Linked DNA regions of Homo sapiens: region 1 is linked to region 2. A link is a loop called in an ENCODE intact Hi-C map of the cell type or tissue named here. Cell type or tissue: GM12878. All regions are shown on one strand. Each heading gives the region's core, and the rest is flanking DNA. Links, peaks and the distances in the headings are about the cores only.

What was found. Hi-C counts contacts between places; a loop is a spot of excess contacts. Peaks named below come from ENCODE experiments on the same cell type or tissue, not always from the same donor. Only the 100,000 strongest peaks of a DNase experiment are listed, where the experiment ranks them.
Region 1: it touches region 2 in a loop (20-fold over the local background); 5 of 110 quality-filtered maps call a loop at or near these places.

What each region holds. Positions count from the first base shown.
Region 1 is chr18:40,934,253-40,937,175 of GRCh38, reverse strand. No RefSeq gene overlaps it. Among named protein-coding and RNA genes, the nearest start is that of KC6, 580 kb to the left of the region's middle. In GM12878, for the core only: a CTCF peak has its summit at 1,561 (motif pointing left); a DNase peak (open chromatin) is centred at 1,495.
Region 2 is chr18:41,905,532-41,908,454 of GRCh38, reverse strand. LOC105372085 (a long non-coding RNA gene) reads left to right here and starts at 192. Exons shown (of 5, transcript XR_935411.2): 1 at 192-470. In GM12878, for the core only: a CTCF peak has its summit at 1,587 (motif pointing right); a DNase peak (open chromatin) is centred at 1,654.

The sequences.
Region 1 (2,923 bases), core at 172-2,671, 970 kb after region 2:
CACTAGGGATGAAAAATAGAGTCTGTCTTAGAAATCCAGGGAGACTTCAGAGAGGAGAGGGTATTGTATTGTATTTGGGATTCGGGATTACCAGTAATTTACCATGCAGAGAATGGATATGGAGAAATGTAGTTAGTATTAATAGTGTGTGCAAAGGAAGACCCATGTGCGTGACCATTACTCAAGTCATCTTTCTTGATTAGAAATTGCTCAGTGTCGTTAGTGCCTGGATCCATGTGACCACAATCAGCCTTACTTGGTTCCTCCAGGTAAAGATTTTTGGGAAGAGTACAGGCTGAAAATGGAGAGAATTCTCAGTTCTGTATTTCTGACTTGGCACTAATTAGCCATGTGGCCTTAGGGGAGTCATTTTACTTCTTAAGACCTAGGTTTTCTTATTTGTTAAAAAAAAAAAAAGACAGAGAGAGAGAGTTGGTATAATGTCTCCAAAAATATTTAGTATCAGTGCGTAATCTTCCAAACCATGACAGAAGCATTCATTTTTCCCACCCAATTCTGTGGGTGAGTCTATGATCATTTGGCCCAGGTCTTTTTGTAATTGTGATAAATTGAACAAATTCTGAATGTTCAGTTGCTTTCAAAACTCATCTTGCCACCTGTGTGGTAGGCTGCCTTTCTAATAGTGGTGGAAGTAACCACCTACCCACTGACCCAGTTCTATTATTGCCTTAGGTATCTCAGACAGGAAATTTTATGAAACTTTAATAGGCCAATGAATTTTTCAGAATAGAGAGGCTACATGCACACACATACTCACACACATGTATATAAACTTAGGAGTTAATTTCTCTGCTCTGAAAAGCAAAATGTTAGGAATGTTAGCACCCACAGCAGGTGCTTTCTATGGTGGCACACCTGACTTGTGCCTCAGAATTCCTTGGACTTTGTGGGTTAGCTTTTCTAGCTTGCAATTAAACAATCAAGGGAACAAAGACCTCTTTCAAGTTATCTTGAGAAAAATGAACCAAATTTTAAACACACCTTCATGATCTAGAACTTAGAGTAAGTAAACTATTCAGAAACTGACAAAACTGTTGTAAATGATTGCTCTCTATTTTTCTCTTCCATATATAATAAGGTCTCTCTTCCTTGTATATTTAACTCTTGTTCTCCCTTTCCTTTTCTATAGTTGCTTTCTTTCTTTTCTCTTTTATTCTTTTGTATAAATGTACACTTTGCATGACTATCAAGATATATGGTTCTAACACTACTTCAAGATTTGCAGCCTCAACTCCTACCACCTGCTGTCCATTCTCAAGTCTCATAATTCAATTTTATGAGAAATTGTCCCATGACATATTTGATGTTGCACACCATCTTGCATATGCCTTTATAAAAAGTCTACTAGGGTACATGTCAATTCCTGTCTCCAGAGCCAATCACTGTGATATAATTTATGAAGTTATACATCTTGATGTCCCATGGAAGAATGAATTGGCCTATGGTAAGAATGATCAGGATATGACACAAAACTACTTGGAAACTTGCAAAGTCCCTGACGTAGAAAGCCACCCATGACAAGTGAAGAAGACAAAGAGCCCCCTAGTGGTTGGGACAAATGAGGAACTAAGAAAAAAGTGCTCTAGAAAAAAAGTCAAGCTATACTGACTTATTTCAACAAGAAAGCCTCATGGGAAATAGTAGCTGTTATTGGATAACTCACTGATTAATTTTATGGTAATCACTGTGATTCTCCAGGTCCTGTTTGTCTTTGCCCTAGCAACAGTAAAATAAGTGAGAAATTTTATTTATTTATTTATTTATTTAGCAATTATTTTTGAGCTTTTAATCCATACCAACCATAGGTTTTACCATTACAGCATGCTTATTATTTGAAGTGGTTTTGAAATAACAACAAAACCTCTAGATGAATGTTAAGAATATTAATTACTTTAGGGTGATATTATGATTGCTGAAAGCCACAAGGAAGAAAGAGGCTTGCCTCGAACCAAATAACCTGACTTCTTTTCCTCATTCTTTCTTCTGTCTTCCCCTCCACATTTGCACCATGCCCAATGCTGCTATCACTCCTAGTCTCTGCAAGATTACTGAGAAAGATACATGCACAGAAGAGGAAACATAAAACCAAATAAATGTATATTACTATCTGGGGTTTGAGCTTTCATTGTTTACTCAACAGGACCCCCTATTTGGTTAGAGATAGATGTAGACTTCATTACCTACATCTAAGCAAGCTTAAAAGTCTGTACTTCATAATCAAATCCAGAACCGAGACTTACATTTGAAATTGTACCGCTACAATTGAGAAAACTAACATGTAGTTCATACTAATAGGTAAAGGAAAAAGCCAGAAAATGAGAGTTTATTACAGTAGCTATATTAGACTGGCCCAGACCACCCAGCAGGCTTTTTAGAAGAAAGATTCGTTATTTTCCAATGAGTAGATATGGTAGACTTTCAAGGGAAAGGACCCTTGAGCAAGACCCTGAAGAATGGCAAAAATTGGACAAGCAGAGAAAAGAGCATAGAAAATCCTAAGCAAACATAACACTGAGGGAAAGGCACAGAGTAGCCACAGCCCTGGAGAATTTACAGGACACAGAAAAGAGTTTAGTTGGGCTAGAGCTAAGAGTACATGGAGGGTGAAGTAAGAACAAAGGTAAAAGAAGCTTTTGACATTTTTGAGGCAGAAGGAACAACACTATTAAAGTTCCCCATCAGGAAGATTAATATGGGAGCAAAGCATTAGATACATATAACTGAGCAGTGACTGGAAGTAGAGACACCAGTCAGGAAACCACTGAAAGGATACAGGTAAAAAAGAAGTAATGAATCCTACTTAGGCAGTTAAAATGAAAAGCAGACATTGGATGGGAGGTATTTTATGAAGGCTGAAACTATTGAATTGGAAACAAAGTCAATGTTGTGGACAAGAAAAGGG
Region 2 (2,923 bases), core at 257-2,756:
GTTGCCCAGGCTGGTCTCAAACTCCTAAGCTCAAGCGATCCACCTGCCTTGGCCTCCCAAAATGCTGGAATTACAGGCATGAACCACCGTGCCTAGCCCAGAAGGTGGAGTTTATTTCATCATAATCAGAACTGATCTTATGATTTGCTTTGGTCATCTGATTGCAGTGGAGTGCTAGTTCCAAGCTTAGGCCTCAAGAAGTCTTGTATGGTTTTGCTTTCTCTGGATACCTTGCACCACCATGTGAACAATCCCAGTCTAGTACGCTGGAGGCCAGGAGACTGCCAGAAGAGCGCAGTTGTCCCAGCTGTGGCTATCTTAGACCAGTCTACAACCAGCTTAACATATGGGACATACATATGGGAGAGCTGGACCAAGAACAGCAGAGCTGCCCATCTGATCCCCAGCTAAGGCATCAGTAAGCCTAGCCAAGACTGGAGACTGAAACTACCCAGCTACCGTACAGGCTTGTGAGTTATAATAAAAGCGTGTAGTTTAAAGCTACTATGTTTTGGGGTGATTTATTATGCAGCAAAAACTAATTAATACAAGTCTCAATGAAAACTAAGACTAAAATAGTTCCATTTTGACATCCTGTTACAGTAATATAGAACTTGAAGGATGAATAAGGTTGAATAAGTGAGGAGGGAAAGGAAGAATATTACAGACTGGGAAGAAGGGGCAATGATAAGAAAATGAAGAGAGGCTGATATTCAGGAGTCAGTGAATATGCAAATGTGTAGATAATACTTTTTTTTTTTTTTTTTTTGAGATGGAGTCTCGCTCTGTAGCCCAGGCTGGAGTGTAGTGGGGAGATCTCGGCTCACTGCAAGCTCCACCTCCCGGGTTCACGCCATTCTCCTGCTTCAGCCTCCCGAGTAGCTGGGACTACAGGCGCCCGCCACCACGCTCTGCTAATTTTTTGTATTTTTAGTAGAGACGGGGTTTCACCGTGTTAGCCAGGATGGTCTCGATCTCCTGACCTCATGATCTGCCTGCCTCGGCCTCCCACTGTGCTGGGATTACAGGCGTGAGCCACTGCGCCAGGCCGATAATACTTGTATTATACTAGGGCACAGAAGAAGAAGGTGAGGTTGGGTTCGACTGAAGAGACTTTGATTTTGGGATGGGAGATTCTGCTATCATTCCGAATGTAACCGAGAACCACTGAAAGTGATGTCTGTGGTTTTCTCCATCCCCAATGTTCACGTTTCTCTTTTATTTCAGCCATCATGCAACCCTAGAATGTTTGCTAAAATAGAGGATAGAAGCAAGAGAACCAACTCAATTTTATTTCACAGAGTAGTGACTATCCATAAAGAAGGCTTTCTTTCTCAATGTGTTTCCTTGTGCATAAACCCCAGCCTACATTTTATGGTTTGAAGCACACTGACAGAAGATGAGCCAAGATACTTCTATCCTGACCAAAGAGAAACAGATGGAAGAAATAATTTCCTCAGAAAAAATGCTAGTACACAAAAATCATCCTGTTTTAATAAAAAAGTTAAAAACATGTTTGGTTATTTATGAAAGGCTTTAAGTCTTTTCTTCTTTCTTAAAGTGACATGTTAATTTATTGCTAACCACTAGATGGCACTTGTGTACAGTATTTGAAATTGACTGCGGTGAAAATAAGAGTACCTGTGGTGTGGTCAGAATAGAATCTGAGGTTTTGCTGTTATGCAGCCCACTTCCTCCCCCACAAGAAGTCAGGAGGGGTGTAGGAGAGAAGGCCTAAATCTCTTCTGCGCCTTTTTGACTTATAAAGAAAAACGAAGATGGCAGAAGTGTTTCTGATTAGATCGAGAAAAAGGATGATGCATTCTTGCCGGATGAATCAGGAGAGATGATGTTCTGTCGTTCTTTAGATATAGACCTGAAATACTAACTTTAAATTTATGGTTGCTAGTATGAGCCATGGTTCTCTATTTACCCAGTTAGTGCATTTGGGGGAAGCATGAATTGTGCCTTCCAATTTGTTACTTTATCACACTGACAATTTTGGAAGATATAATAACTCTTACCCTTTTGGGTGAAAAAATGGATCTCACAAGTCTGCTTATCAGATCACCATAGTTTGATTCATCTTTATGAGAGTTGGCTGCCTGGTTGTTCATTGCTGCCTCCAACTCATCTGGACATTTTCAAATGATGCAAAGGTTGATAGCAACTGTGAACATCATCCACAACTGTAGTGTTGAGAATAATGTAGGAAAAATCTTAAGAAAAAAGATCAGCAAACAATCAGGCAAGCAGGCAAACAAACAAAAATTCCATAATTCAATACATTCCAGTGCAAGTCTAGAGGAACTGCAATCTTGCCTAATTGTGTCCCTCATTTCTCTGGCCCTGAGACTATTATCAATATATAGAACTACCCAGCAAACTGTAACTTTTTCTGGGAGGTAAGATGCTGGCAATCTTCCAGGTCCAGCTTTGTCAACCCCATTAGCTTGTCACCACTGTGCTGATCCTGATCTCTTTCAGGGCTCATCTAATCTGGCCTTTCAGTAGCCTCAGCTTTCTCCTGTTTAGCCTAAGCTGCTGTAAGCACACGTTGTGAAGTACCACTAGATCTGATATAAAAGGGACATCTGTCCTAAGGAAGATTAGGGTGGGATCAAGAAATCCCAATAGGACAACAAGAAAACAGCAGATTGGGTCATAGGAGTAAAGAAAAATCAGAAACAGAAAGGCATGTGCTGGGGAAGTACAAGACCACACATGGGAGCCCTCTGTGATGCCTCTGGCCTTCAGGATGGCGTCTCTTGGTCTTCTCCTTGGTCACTTGGAGCTTGTATGCTCTTTTCCAAATCTTTTTATGAAATCCTACCTCAGGAAGAGGATTGATAAATTAATTCCAACTGAAGATTGTCATTCCATAGGAAACAAAGCATGAATTTGATAAAGAAATGGAATCAAA